Regions from separate parts of the Homo sapiens genome. Here region 2 is linked to region 1. A link is a loop called in an ENCODE intact Hi-C map of the cell type or tissue named here. Cell type or tissue: endothelial cell of umbilical vein. All regions are shown on one strand. Each heading gives the region's core, and the rest is flanking DNA. Links, peaks and the distances in the headings are about the cores only.

The links. A loop is a pair of places that touch in the nucleus more often than their neighbours do. Peaks named below come from ENCODE experiments on the same cell type or tissue, not always from the same donor. Only the 100,000 strongest peaks of a DNase experiment are listed, where the experiment ranks them.
Region 2: a loop joins it to region 1, with 10 times the contacts of the local background. A loop is called at or near these places in 4 of 110 quality-filtered maps.

Annotation. Positions count from the first base shown.
Region 1 is chrX:13,394,563-13,402,502 of GRCh38, forward strand. All of the region lies in intron 1 of LOC124905248 (a long non-coding RNA gene), which reads right to left. Among named protein-coding and RNA genes, the nearest start is that of LINC01203, 63 kb to the left of the region's middle. In endothelial cell of umbilical vein, for the core only: no CTCF peak of the experiment used is centred there; DNase peaks (open chromatin) are centred at 2,519 and 4,099; H3K27ac peaks cover 3,507 bases.
Region 2 is chrX:13,117,620-13,124,089 of GRCh38, forward strand. No RefSeq gene overlaps it. Among named protein-coding and RNA genes, the nearest start is that of FAM9C, 76 kb to the left of the region's middle. In endothelial cell of umbilical vein, for the core only: no CTCF peak of the experiment used is centred there; a DNase peak (open chromatin) is centred at 2,542; H3K27ac peaks cover 2,162 bases.

The DNA.
Region 1 (7,940 bases), core at 1,617-6,616:
TGGGGATGACGTGGTGATTTCCACAGACTCCTCAGTTATCCTGTAGTATGGCCATAAGCCTCCCCACTCAAAGACAAATGTGCATGGCTCTTCTTTGTGTTCCTATGGAACTTGATTAGTTCACCCTCAATTAAGTCATGCTTACCTAAACATTCTAGTTGGCATGCTGTTTTCAAATGTAAGTTTATTATTATTCAAATATGGTGAGGCCAACAGATCCGATTGCCATTGAAAAGATGGTTGGTTACACTTCCAAAGAAGATGGAGACGCCATGCCAGTCAGGACCACGTGGAGTGTAAGAGTTCAATAAAAGAAGTGGTTGAGGGTATGGGCTTTGGATTGGTTGGTTTGTATCTAGAAAGACACACTTGCAGGTGAGCCCTTCACTATCTCTAGGAATTGACTAGCCCTGTGAGGGGCTGTCCCTCCAGGGTCGGCAAGGCTCAAAAACGTGAAAGCATCAGAAACACAAGACTAATACACAAACCCAGAGTAGATAGCTACCGTTGCTCTTCCAAAATGACTTACACATGTCTGGTGGCCTGAGGCCTCAGTTCTTCTCCACATGAACTTCTCCACAGGTCTTAAAATTTTCCCTTTCTGAACAAGAAAGACATAAATGGAAATGGCCAAGCAAGATGGAAGACCCTGAGTGAAGTGCATACTGAGGTTTCAGCAACTCTTGTCACACCCTGCAGGTTTTGATAGACTAGAAAAATGACAAGACTCCAAGTCCTTGAAGAGGAGGAAAAGTGTGAAGAAAACAAAAAAGGGAGATTTATGTCTGCTTCACCATTTTGCCCAAGACTTGACCTGTCATACACTGAAGGTACTTGAATGTTTATAATCATAAATTGCTTATTTTAAAATTAAAACTCTAATCTTTCTATATCATTAGACAGGCTTTTTCCCCAATCAGTCTGGATTGTCAAGACTTCTCTATATAAGCATCATGCTTTGTGATGAAGGATGCACTCATTCAATCAGTATTTATTGAGCACTCACCATGTGCCAGGCACTGTAATCAGGGTTGGGGAAAAAATGGTGAAAAAACAAATATGGTGTCCTCCTCTATAAAGCTTACTTGACACTCTAACAGGGAAGCCAGAAAATCAAGTAACATGAAATAGATGTGAGACTACAACAGTGATAAATGCTGCAAGTTACAGTAAGGAAACGAGTCAGGGAAGAGGTAGTTTTTCAGAAGGAAGTTAGAAGGAGGGTAAATATCAGACTGTTACTGGTGGAGGGTGTCCAGGTTCTTGGCGTTTTGAACAAAGAATTGGACAAAACACACAAAGCAAGGAAAGAATGAAGCAACAAAAGCAGAGATTTCTTGAAAAGCAGAGCACACTCCACAGGGTGGGAGCAGCTTGAGCAAGCAGCTCAAGAGCCCAGTTACAGAATTTTCTGGGGTTTAAATACCCTCTAGAGGTTTCCATTGGTTGTTTAGTATACGCCCTATGTAAATGAAGAAACTAAAGTGAAGTTACAAAGTTATTTACTCGGTGTACATCATATGTAAATGAAGAGGATAAAGTAAAGTTACGAAGTCATTGTATTAGTTCATTTTCACACTGCTGATAAAGGCATACCCAAAACTGGGAAGAAAAAGAGGTTTAAATGGACTTACAGTTCCACATGGCTGGGAAGGCCTCAGAATCATGACGGGAGGCAAAAGGCACTTCTTACATAGCGGCGGCAAGAGAAAAATGGGGAAGAAGCAAAAGCAGAAACCCCTGATAAACCCATGAATCTCCTGAAACTTATTCACTATCCCAAGAATAGCATGGAAAAGACGAGCCCCCATGATTCAATTACCTTTCCCTGGGTCCCTCTCACAACACATGGGAATTCTGGAAGATACAACTCAAGTTGAGATTTGGGTGGGGACCCAGCCAAACCATATCAGTCATTTACTCATTGTATGCCCTATGTAAATGAAGAGGCTATTTCCTGTCACAGCTGAAGTGTTTCCATTTGATTTAGTTCTAGGAAGTCCTTAGGTTCTCTGCCTTCAGGCCCTATTCTCCTGCCTCAGTGGTAGTCCCCAAAATAATATAGCTAATTACTATGCTGAAGCTACCCAGGATAACAACATGTTTTGAGGTGGGAAGGAAGACTGTGAGTAAGGTGCAAAAGTCTTCCATCAATGTTGGGGAGTTACCAGGAGGTCAGTAGGAGAGACAGAAGGTGGGACAGGGATGAAATGGCATGAGCTGGAAAGAGGTTTTTTGTTTTTAATAAGAGTTCTAATAATACCATAGAGAATGTTCAGGAAGAGGCAATGAAGAATAAGGGAAAATACTAATCGTGAAAAAATGAATGCAAACTTTATAATTTTCTAAAATGCCCATGGGCCTCCCCATGCCCCCACTGGAAAGTTAAGGCAATGTAAAACTGATCTATGAAAGGATTTGGAGTTGTTCCACAGAGCATTCAGAAGCTTTTTATTAATCATTTATTCCCCATCTCTGCCCTTCCTTCCTATGACCTCATGCTTTGTCTATTCTCCCAATAAGCATGTTTCTGAAATATATGTTTTCCATTCCAGGCTGACATTCATAATTCTAGTGCCTTCTAGTGCACAATTTGTTTCCCATTTCAGTCCACTTCTTTCAGCAAATAGATTTGCTTTCAGAAGAGCAGCCTTAAGGAACAGCTAGCATAATATATGGTCCATCAACTAGAGAGTGTATTTCTCAACAGCCCACTCATATTTCATAAATCACAGAGCAATTATTACAACTGATTTACTCAGAAAATTTCATTTTATTTTCAATTTAATTATTTTGATTGATAAAAGTAAGATGGTTAATGGCTCCTTTTCTTGGAACTCTTAAAACACAAGTATATAATATCTAGCTTTCTAAACTAGTGAAATTCATGGTACATTGCATTTGTGTTGTGAAAATCATCATTTTTGAAGCTAAATTAGCCTCTCTACCCACTGAGAGAAGGTGCTCAACTTGAAGAGCCTGTGGCAGAAATCTCAGCTAAAATAAATTTAGCCCCTCACTCTCTTTCCCAGTGAATCTGATATCTCTATCCAATACAACGTCTGCAATTTAAAACATGTACACAAAGATAATTGGAATTTTCAAAGAAGCAAGTAACTTATCAATGACTGGAGATGCCTGTTTAAATGTTCTCTCACCTTTATATCTTGCAGGAAGCTCTTGTTTGACCTTCTGAAAAAAATCTTGAAGTATCTATGAGAACAGCTATTATATGAAGCAGAGATTATAATAGATATGGAGTTTAAGTTGCAGAAAAAGAAGACTGAATTATTAAATGGGACATCAGAAAATAAAAGTCTTTCCTTTTATCTAGTTTGGAGGACCTAAAAAAATCAATAGGCAGAAATTTACATAATCCTTATTAGATTCCACGAGCTACAAATGTACTATTAGTACAGATTGATATGAAAGAAAGATTAGTTATGCTTATGGATAGGTAAGAAGAGACACTCTTGCAAAATGGTAGATTGAAACACCCACTGAATCTTCCTGGAAGTGTGTTGAAATCAGTTAAAGGGTTAATGACACAAATATGAGGATGATTTTGTAAGGGTATGATGAAGGGGGCAAACAGCCTAATCAAAAGAAAAAAGAAATAGCACATCATGCAAGGTTATCGACACTGTTCTCAGTAACCTCTTGCATCCCTGCTGGAAAGAAACTAGTAGGGTTAAGTCAAGAATTTCCTATTGTGAAAGGAAGAAGTGACCATTGATTTGTGCCTTGTCACTCAGGTTAACTGCCAAAGAACTTTGCTCATCCAGGGGTGCATAAATGAATGCCATGTGCTACCAAAAAAAAAAGTAATAAAGGATTAAATAAGGCCATGGAAAAATGAAGCAAACTGTCACCTGGCAGTGTCTCAAGCCTGCAAACTTGATATCCCCAACTGCATTCCAAAAGTAGGGTTCAGAGACCACAAGTGCTACAGGCATGGATGAGTTAATATTTATATCTAGGAAGAAAGGATTAGCATATGCCTTCCAAAGAATGTTTCAGCAAATGCATGCAGCTGCCTGGGCATTCGCAGTTGATTGAAATGACTCAGGGGTCAGGTTTTGGTGGCCAGGCCTGCTCCACCTTTACTGGAATGCATGAGTCATGTGTTAGTCGGCTGGGTGAGAAGACTACACTGGCTTTGCGCATTCTTATATTTCTCACAATCCAGACAAAGCAACCACATGACCAGATTCCAACAAGACTAACAGTCAGATAAGGAGGGAAAGTCATTGAAATAAACGAGAGAAGAGAAAACCTAAATGTGTTTTAAACTTCTAAAGCGAGAACTGAACAATAAACAGTTTTCTACAACAGGGCTTCTATAAGACCAGTAACTTCTATGCTCCCCAAAAAGTATTTATGAAACTATTTGAGTGGTTTTACATCTTGATTATTCTTCCACTTAAATATTGTCTTTAAATGACCTGCCTGGGTGCATGTCCAGAATGGAAATAGCAAAAGTTAGATGTCTTACAGTCCAAGCTCTACAAGTCCTAGCTATGTGACCATGTTGGTTATGATTAGACCAACTGCATTTGGTCTAATCCTAACCTCTGGGTGTTTTAATAAACTCTGATAGCCTCCAGGGATTATTAAAAAGTCCAGAGGTGAGGCCAGGCATGGTGGCTCACACCTGTAATCCCAGGACTTTGGAAGGCTGAGGCAGGCGGATCACTTGAGGTCAAGAGTTCGAGACCAGCCTGGCCAACATGGTGAAACCCCGCCTCTACTAAAAATACAAAAAAAAATTATCCTGGCATGGTGGCACACACCTGTAATCCCAGCTACTCGGGAGGCTGAGGCAGGAGAATTGCTTGAACCTTGGAGGCAGAGGTTGCAGTGAGCCAAGATCATGCCACTGCACTGTAGCCTCCTGGGTGACAGAGTGAGACTCAGTCTCCAAAAAAAAAAAAAAAAAGGGCCAGAGGTGGTCAGTCCAGGCCGATGTAGTACCTTAACAAAGTCACTGGGCAGTCAGAGTCCTTCTATCTGCTTCACCATTCTCATACATACATGGTTTGCATCCTCAGTGTCACAATATGGCTACTCTGGCTGCAGCCATCACATCTACATTCCAGGGAACAGGAAGGTAAAAGGGGTAAGGCAAGAAGAGGCACGTCCTATTCCTTTCTAAGGAGTCTTTCCGGAAGTGACACCCAATAGCTTTCATATTGGACAGAATTCAGTTATAATGCCATGCTTAGCTGGGAAATATACTCTTTTAGTTAGGCTGCCACCCTGAAAAATATCAGGACTCATTGACTAAAGATGTAAGGAAAAGTGAATATTAGGTAGGCAACAAGCAGTCTCAGCCAGAGTGACATTAAAGTCACCACCATCTTTGAGTCCATTGTCTGTTCATTTATAAAATGGATGTAAAATTTATAAAATGGATAGGCAATGCCTACTTGACATGATTGGTGAGGTGAAAAACACTATACAAATATTAGCTGATAACAGCCCCCAAAACCTAGCTTAGAATAATAGGTATCCAAGTGTACATTCAGTATTACCCCACTTTCTGGAAAAATCAAGTCCCTAGTCAGATAAGAGTTCAGAGACTCAGTTTTGCTTCACTACCTCATCCTAGTCCTACTACCTGGACATCTTCTCTTTTCCTTTCTTACAAATAACTTGAAGAAATAGCTCTCTTTCTTCATTCTGTCTTCCTAGTTCTCTAGTGTCTCCATGACTGGGCCCAGACTTGCTCTTCCCACTCTATATTGCCATCAACCTTTAAAACTTGAGGATCTCTCGTTTTTTATACAAATCCTTTCAGTGTTTTTTAAAAACTCACAAGTCTTCATAGGATCATTACTTTCTCATCTCACCTGTATCTTTTGCATTTCCTGGGAAACTGGACACAAGAACTTAATAGACATGTGCAATGTAATGTGTATTACTATGTAGGGGCAATTGCATTGGTCCCTACTTAGAAATGTGGTAATGACAACTAGTGTGCTTTATTCACCACCATTATTTCCACCTGGTGTTTATTTATTTATTTAGTTTAGAGACGAGGTCTCACTATGTTGGCCAGGTTGGTCTTGAACTCCTGGCCTCAAGCAGCCCTCCTGCCTCAGCCTCCCAAAGTGCTGGGATTACAGGTGTGAGCCACCAAGCCTGGCCACCCACCTGGTGTTCTAATAAGTTTCAATCTGCATATTTTAAAAGACATTTCGCATTTAAATTCTTTAATACTCTGTAAGATACACTCTTCAGGTCTCTCATGTAGTGCTAAGAATAAGTTAACATTTTACAGATGTGAAAATTTTAGTTTCAGTGATTAAGTGAATTGTTTCTGAATTTAAGTAGCTCATCCAAGACCTTCCACGCTATAAGCAGTAGTGCTAAGATCTATATCCACCATCCGTTTCCAAGCTCAGGCACTTTTTCACCAGAATAAAAATGCCCAATTTCTACTTAAGTCAATGCAAACCACACTGCTCTATTTTATGGTGCATTGAGAAAATTTAAGGTTTAAAACTTAGAAGTCTAAAATATGCTTCTATCATGATAAACTATACTATTAGCACTCATGATTTCAAACACTAAAATAAAAGGTGGTGGTGAGATAAAAATCCATGCTAGTCATTTATTTATAAAGCTTTATCCTACAGTAGTCTGTTCGACAGACAGGTCAATCAATCTTGACTATAATGAAGAATCTTGCTTGTCTTAAGAATAGGTATGTAGCCCAGACCAGGTTTTCCTAAAAAATTATCTTCCTGTAGGTAGCTTTATAAGAATAGAGACATTTTAAATTTTAGAAGATTTTGGAATGTCTGGTGAAATTTCAAGCCACTAAGGTTAAAGTAATTGTTTTATAAAACAATGCCTTTGCAAATTGGCATCTAAAATTGGTATATTGATGAGGGAAGGAAGGTTCTAATCTAATGCAGAGGCTGCTGAAGAGTCGGCATACAGAACTGACTTCAAGAATGCCTGAAGCTAAATGTATTGATTGAAAAGGTCAGCATATTAGCAGAAGCATCCATTAACCCAAAATAGTGAGCGAAACCAAGGGGAAAATGGAAAGCTCTTAAACAATGAAATGGCTTTTGCCTTCCTGAAATGACACCTGACTATCTATGTCTCCATCCCTGGAGCGTTTTCACCAGAGCCCTAGGATTCTGAACTAGGGTGGCTATCACTGCATGAAAAATGAGAAGTCCATTATGGAACACAGGTAAAATGTGGAAGGCTTGTTGAAGACTCACTAGCATGAAAAAATAAATGAATCACTTGGTCGTAACAATAATGAACAGCTAAGAACATAATAAACTACAGAAAGTGACCACCAAGCAAAGTTAATATTATACATAAAATGCATAGTGTCTTACATTTTAACCAAACATAGCCGGATGTATGACAGGATGCAAGAACCACCTGTGGGAAACAATTCATAGCCACACAATCCTTGCCAGGATAATTACATTGAACTGTCAAAGGCCATGGTTTTGGCCTTCCTTGGGTCTTTGTGATTTTATACAGACATAAGAGACTGGCAAGACACTACTGGAACCAAACCATAGTTTTGCTGATTAAAGGCTAAAACAGGCTGCCCTCCATTGCTTCTACCTCACTGAGGCCCCAAAGACCTTGATCTCTAGGATCCAATGTTTACTGGGATTTACCACTGATGTAGCCAAACATATGGAATTTGGAATCATGGCTTGCCTATTGGTCTAGATGGGAAGATAAGCCGGATGCTGTGGCTCATGCCTGTAATCCCAGCACTTTGAGAGGCTGAGAAGGGTGGATCACTTGAGGTCAGGAGTTTGAGACCAGGCTGGCCAACATGACGAAACCCCGTCTCTACTAAAAATACAAAAATTAGCCAGGTGTGCTGGTGCATGCCTGTAATCCCAGCTACTTGGGAGGCTGAGGCAGGAGAATCACTTGAACCTGGGAGGCAG
Region 2 (6,470 bases), core at 1-5,000, 280 kb before region 1:
AATTGCTAATGAAGTTTCGGGCACGCATTGTCATTGATAACATCTTATCAGGAGACAGGGTTTGAGAGCAGACAACTGGTCTGACCAAAATTTATTAGGTGGGAATTTCCTCATCCTAATAAGCCTGGGAGTGCTACGGGAGACCGGGGCTTATTTCAACTCTTATCAGCAACTGTAAAAGACAGACGTTCCCAGAGCGGCCATTTCAGAGACCTCCCCCTAAGAAAAAGAATTCAGTGATATTTCTCCTATTTGTTTTTGAAAGGAGAGAAATATGGCTCTGTTCTGCCTGGCTCTCAGGCAGCCAGACCTAATGGTTATCTCCCTTGTTCCCTGAACATCGCTGTTATCCTGTTCTTTTTTCAAGGTGCCCAGATTTCATATTGTTTAAACAATTTGTGCAGTTAATGCAATCATCACAGGGTCATGAGGTGACATACATCCTCAGCTTATGAAGATGATGGGATTAAGAGATTAAAGTAAAGACAGGCATAGGAAATCACAAGAATATTGATTGGGGAAGTGATAAATGTCCATGAAATCTTCACAATTTATGTTCTTCTGCCGTGGCTTCAGCTGGTCCCTCCGTTCAGGGTCCCTGAGTTCCCGCAACAACCTGTGATAAAAGACACCCTTGAGTCACCCTCTCCCCCCTCTTCCTAAAGTTAAGAATTTAGGAACTCTGTGGACTTAGAAAATGAGGAGCCAGGATAAAGCTGTCTGTGTGAATTGAATGGTAGCTGGTCATTCCAGAGGTGTTCAGAAACCTAGATATGACCTAGGAGGAAGGAGACCCACAGTACCTGAGCCTAGGGTGGAGTTGGGAGCAAGAAGAGGCAGGCAACCTCTGGAAAGTGGAAAGTAATCCACTGGGAATTCTCATAAATTTTAGGATGAGTGCAAGGCTTCCTAGAGCCTGTGTGATTGAGCCCTAAGCTGTTTTATCTAAACGTGAAAGGAAAGCCTGGGCCTGGAAAGCTGGAGTGCATGGAGAATTCAGATTATTCTTCAGTCTCAACCTTCTTTTCCACGCTAAGGAGAGCAGTTCATTGGCAGCTCTGTATAGGATGCCAAACATGTTTATCTGGTGGGTCTTCATGTTGCCTCACTTCCAGAAAATCTAAGAACTTTAAAAGACCGGCACGTTGTATACATGTACCCTAGAACTTAAAGTATATAAAAAAAAAACCCTCTAATAGTAGAAGGATCTCATTTTAAAAACTTTTACTCATAGTTGGGAACAAACTTTCCCTATATTAAAAGGAGACAGAACATCAATCTGAGTGTACACAATGCAAAATTCTGAACCAATTCCTGTTTTGTGGAACTGTTTTCTGGATATATTATATGCAGTGGACAGGTAGGTCCTTGTAGCCCACTGTTTTCTCTGAGGGATCCAGAACTAATTCCAGGAAAAAGCAGAAAGACTCTCAAGCTTATGGTTTTGATGCCTCCTTTGCCCATGAAGAAGATGCTATTTTCCATCAGCAATCTATTTGCATGAGCCACTTTGTATGTACAAACTAAAAATGAACAACATTGACCAAAACTCTCAGCAGTGGGGGCAATGTGATGAATGGATGATGACTCTTTCTCTCTCCCAGCCTTATCACCAAACCCCTCCATTTCAACGCTCAAAAAAGTAACTAAAACAAGGGAAACCCAAGGTTTCACAAAAATGACAAATTCAATTTGATTAGAACAAACTCCCGCTTTCCTCAAAGGTATATGCTCCTGCACCGTTCTGGCTTTGAAATTGAACTTTGGGAATAAAGGTTTGAAAGATCACCTTGGTTTTGGGGGGACCCATGTGGCAAATTACCTCTCCTCTATTTCTGTAAAAAATGAGGATTCAGAGAAAACTTGGAACCCCAAAACTTCCCTCTAAAAATGTAAACTTCTGCTGAAGAGGATGTCATGTTTACGACAATAACAACAACCAAAGCAGGTCATTGTGATGACAGGCGGGTTAGTCACATGCCTGTTCACATTCCATCTGCAGCTTAGACTCTAAAACCCTTTGGCTTAACGTCTCCCCTTTGGAGGCTGAAAAACAAATAGAATAATGGAGAACATTTAGCTCCAGAGGATTTAGTAATCTTTTCATCCATTTGATTTATAAAACTGATTGGAAGGAATGGAGAAGCTTCTCTTGTTGTTACCATTTAGCTCTTTACCTTGATGCTCTATTTTGCTCCCTTAAAGCTTTTAATGGTCCCAGATAAATCAGAGCTTTCACATCACCCTGCCACTTTCTGCAATCTGAATACTCTGTGTCCTAATCTAGGATCGAACAAGTTTAAAAGATCATTTGCTTTTGAACGCGGTTTGCTGAGTCTTTCTACCCTCCATGGAGATCTTCTGCATTGAAAAATTCACAATTCTGGTTCAGCTTGAACTTGGGTTTTCCAAAAGTTTCCACTGGACTCCTTAAGGATGAAAAGAGGAAAGTCTTAGAGACAAGACAGAAGGCAGGCGCTAAGGCCAGCCAGAGCGAAAAAGATTTCTAGGAGTTAGCAGCCAAATAAAACAACGGCAAACAAAACAAACCCAGGCTGCCCTTTCCTCTGCTCTGCAGGCTCTTATCTGTTGGTGAACTCAGCCGCCTCAGTCTAGAATACTCAGCCCCAGCGTCACTGAGAAGGCTGAGTTTGTGCCTGTCCGTCCCAGGTACCTCTCAGCACCCTGCACAGTCTTTGTTCCAGCACATTCCTCATAGTTTTGTAACTATTTGTCCACTGGTCTGTCACCACTAACATCTAGCACCCTCTCGTCTAGTCTGTGTTCCTTGTGTATATTCCTAACTAGTACTAGTGTGTTAACTAGTAGATAAATTCTACCAGAATTTAAATTCTTATTCTCATAGGACAGGGATTTTCGACCTCAGCTCTTTTGACATTTGGGGCCAGATCATTCTTTAGGTGTGGGCTGTCTTATGTATTGTGGGATGTTTAGCAGCAGCCCTGGCCTCGGCCTACTGGACGCCAGGAGCACCCCCCACCCCCCAAATTGCTGCAGTGGAAAATGTTTCCGGGCTTTGCCAAATGTCCCCTGTGGAGCAAAATCTGCGCCGTCCCCCCAAACCTCTTGAGAACCACTGCTGCAGAGTAATACGAAAAATATGGGTTGAATGATTTAGTCCACATGGTCTCTAATCACAGGGACTCTCCAAAGCTATCAAAATTGTCCCTTATTTTTATTTTTTAGAAGAAAGCATCAACGTTTTACTGATGTAACCACCAGCTTCTACTTTAGACACATATTTTAAAATCACATTAAAACCAAAGTTTTTTGTTTGTTTGTTTTTATTTTTGTTTTTGTTTTGTTTTGTTTTTTAAAGTATCCCTGAGAGGTAGGTTTACTTAGCAGGGTCTCTAGGGTAGTAGTTAAGAGCATAGAGTGTGGAACCAACTGCTTCAGTTTAAAATCCAGTTCTACCATAAACCACCTGCATGATCTTGGGGAAGTTACCTAACCTCTCTGTGTGAAATCCTCAGCTATGTAATGATCCAAGTAATCTAAATTATAATGTAGAATAATAATAATACTGCCTGCTGAATAGGGTTGTTGAAAGGGTTAATATTTGAGTTAATATTTGAAAAGCTCTTAGAACAGTTCCCAGCACAAAGTAAGCAAGATATAAACATTAGCTCCAAGCCAAGAAGTACAGGGTTTTCAAAAAGTCTCTAAATTCAAGCACATTTGTTTAGAACTATTTGGAAGCCTTATGTTTCTGCTGCCAAAGGGATCAGAGTAGACCCTGCAATATGTACAAAACATCTCTATACTTCCAACATTTTGGAACTGAATTATAAATTTCCAGTCAGCTCTGTAACTTTCTATTCTTAAGACTTTACTTTCCTTCCGTTGTGACTTCAACTACTCAATGTAGAAAGTAAGAAATACAATGAGTCTCAGAAATAAAATGGGAAATCTCATTGCCTATTGTATGTGCTAGTCAGTGTTTCACACTTAACTACTAGAGGCAAACACAATGGAAACCAGTTGGCTGCCATTTTGATAACACATTCAAGTTTATTTGTGTTCTCTGGGCCATTCATCTCTAGGGAATTTCTCTTTGTTTATTCTTCTTCCCTTTTTGTGTACAAAAAAAGAATTTAAAATATGTTATGCCTTTGTCCTCACTGTGTAGTGGTGTTTAGACTAGCATCTGTGATAATAACAGTATTTGTTGCCATTCTTCAACATTGTATTTTGGAGGCAGCATGGTGTGGGGATGAGGACATGGCTTTGGGGCTCTATTTCCAGTTTTACAACTAACTAGATATGTCACCTTGGGTGAGGCACTTAATTTCTCAATGGCTGTTTCTCCACGTGTATGGTAAAACTGATGTTACTACTCTCATCAGAGAGTTTTAGTGAGACTGAAAGGAAAGTTCATCTTCAGAAGTCGGCACAGAGCAAGACTCATGGTTGAGGTTCTGTAGATATTAGCCATTACCATTCCTAATATCTCACAACCACAGTGGAGGTAATAATTTTTCAAGCAGTTTTATGCTTATTGTCTCATTTGACGAGAGTATTGTTCAAAAAGTAGGGGAAGGTGATTTTAATGAACTGAATATTTATGTCCCTCCCAAATTCACATATTGAAATCCTAACATCCAATGTGATGGTATTAGCAGGTAGGGCCTTTGGGAGGAAATTAGGTCATGAGGGTAGAGACCTCATGAATGAGACGTGTGCCCTTATAAAAGAAACCCCAGGAAGTTGTCTTACCCTCTTTCCTCCTGAAGAAGGATCTCACCAGAATCCAGTCATGTTGGCACCCTGATCTTGGACTTACAGCCTCCCGAACGATGAGAAATAATTTTTTGTTGTCGTTGTTTAAGAAGCCCGTTCTATGGTATTTTGTTATAGCAGCCTGAACTAAGACAGTGAATTTAGCCGCACATTAAAGAGAAGATGACCAAGGCAAAAAGATGGTGAGAAATTTGCCCAAGGTCACCAGTGACTTAGCATCAGTTCAATCTGGAACTGGATCCCCAAGACCCCAAGTCTCATGCACTTTTTTCCACCAGTGCTTCTCAAAAATTAATGTATACTCAGACAATCTGGGAATCCTGTTAAAACACAGATTCTGATTCAGCCAGTCTGGGGGAGGTGCTGAAATTCTGAATTTCTAACAAGCTCTGAGAAGGCGCCAATGCTGCTCGTTCATGGAACCCACTTGGAACAGTGAGGGTCTATAACTGGTTTCATCAACCTCTGGAACTTATGATTCCTTGAAGCTAAACTTTCATCAGAGTTCGAAGAAAAAAAAAGTGTGCAAAAAAAAAAATCACAAAACATATAATGAGATAACTCCCAAAGTTATTATAATCTCACTACTGTGAAGTTACAAGGGAGTTTATTACCAAAATACCCATCGAACTTCAAAGTGTCAGTACAAACAGGCAACCCTCAATTTTGCCAAGGCCTACAATCAATGAAAAGTTTCTATTCTGTTGCCTGATTGGAGGTCCTGCTGGGAGACACAAAAGTCCCTTCCCTCCTTCCCTTCATTTAGCACCAGGGAGTTCATTACCAATGGGGGCTCCATGCAAAAGAACATTTCTCTATCTTCTGAAAATTGATTGCTCCCTCTCTCTGTACATTTGTTTTTCATTTACACAGATATTTCAGCTATTTTTGATTTGTGGTGTAACCTAGGTAACCTAAATCAGCTAAAATAAGAACTAATTCCAACCTCCAGATCAAATGGCAAACCACACCTGAGCTTTGCACAGATCAAGTAGCAGAAGGAATAGCGAGGTTTTTGTGAGGAGGGCTGCCTTCTTTGATCTGATGTGGCCCGGACAGCATGGGAGCCGGTGCAGATGTGTAAGAGAGGCTCAAGTGCCACTTTGGAAGATTCACCAAGAAGAGTGCATTCTTCTCTCTTCTGGTTTCTCCATATTGTTCTTTTGGGTGTTCACTTTCAGATTCTGCTGGCCTTTGCATATTAGAGAAGAGGTTGGCAAACTTTGTCTGTAAAGGGTCAGCCAGTAAATATTTTCGGCTTTGAAGGCCACATACACGGTCTCTGTCACAACTACTCAACTGTGCCCTTTGAGCTCAAAAGCAGCCACAGACAATATGTAAACAATTGGGCATGGCTATGTTCCAAATAAACTTTATTCATGGACACTGAAATCCTAATTTCAATTAATTTTCATTTGTCATGAAATATTATTTTCCTTTTGATTTTTTTTCACCATTTAAAAATGTAAAAACCACTCTGCTTGCAGGCTGTATAAAACCAGGCGGCAGGCCGGAGGACTTGGCTCACAGGCCATAGTTTGTCTACCGTTATACATATTAGAGTCATACAAGTACAGCCAAATGCAACATTCTCATAAAACATAATGTTAAAAATCAGATGGAGAATAGACCTCCAGATTTCCTGCGTTTATGATGACAGCTTTACAGGAAACCAAAACTGTGTGCTGGGGACTGTTCTGGGTATT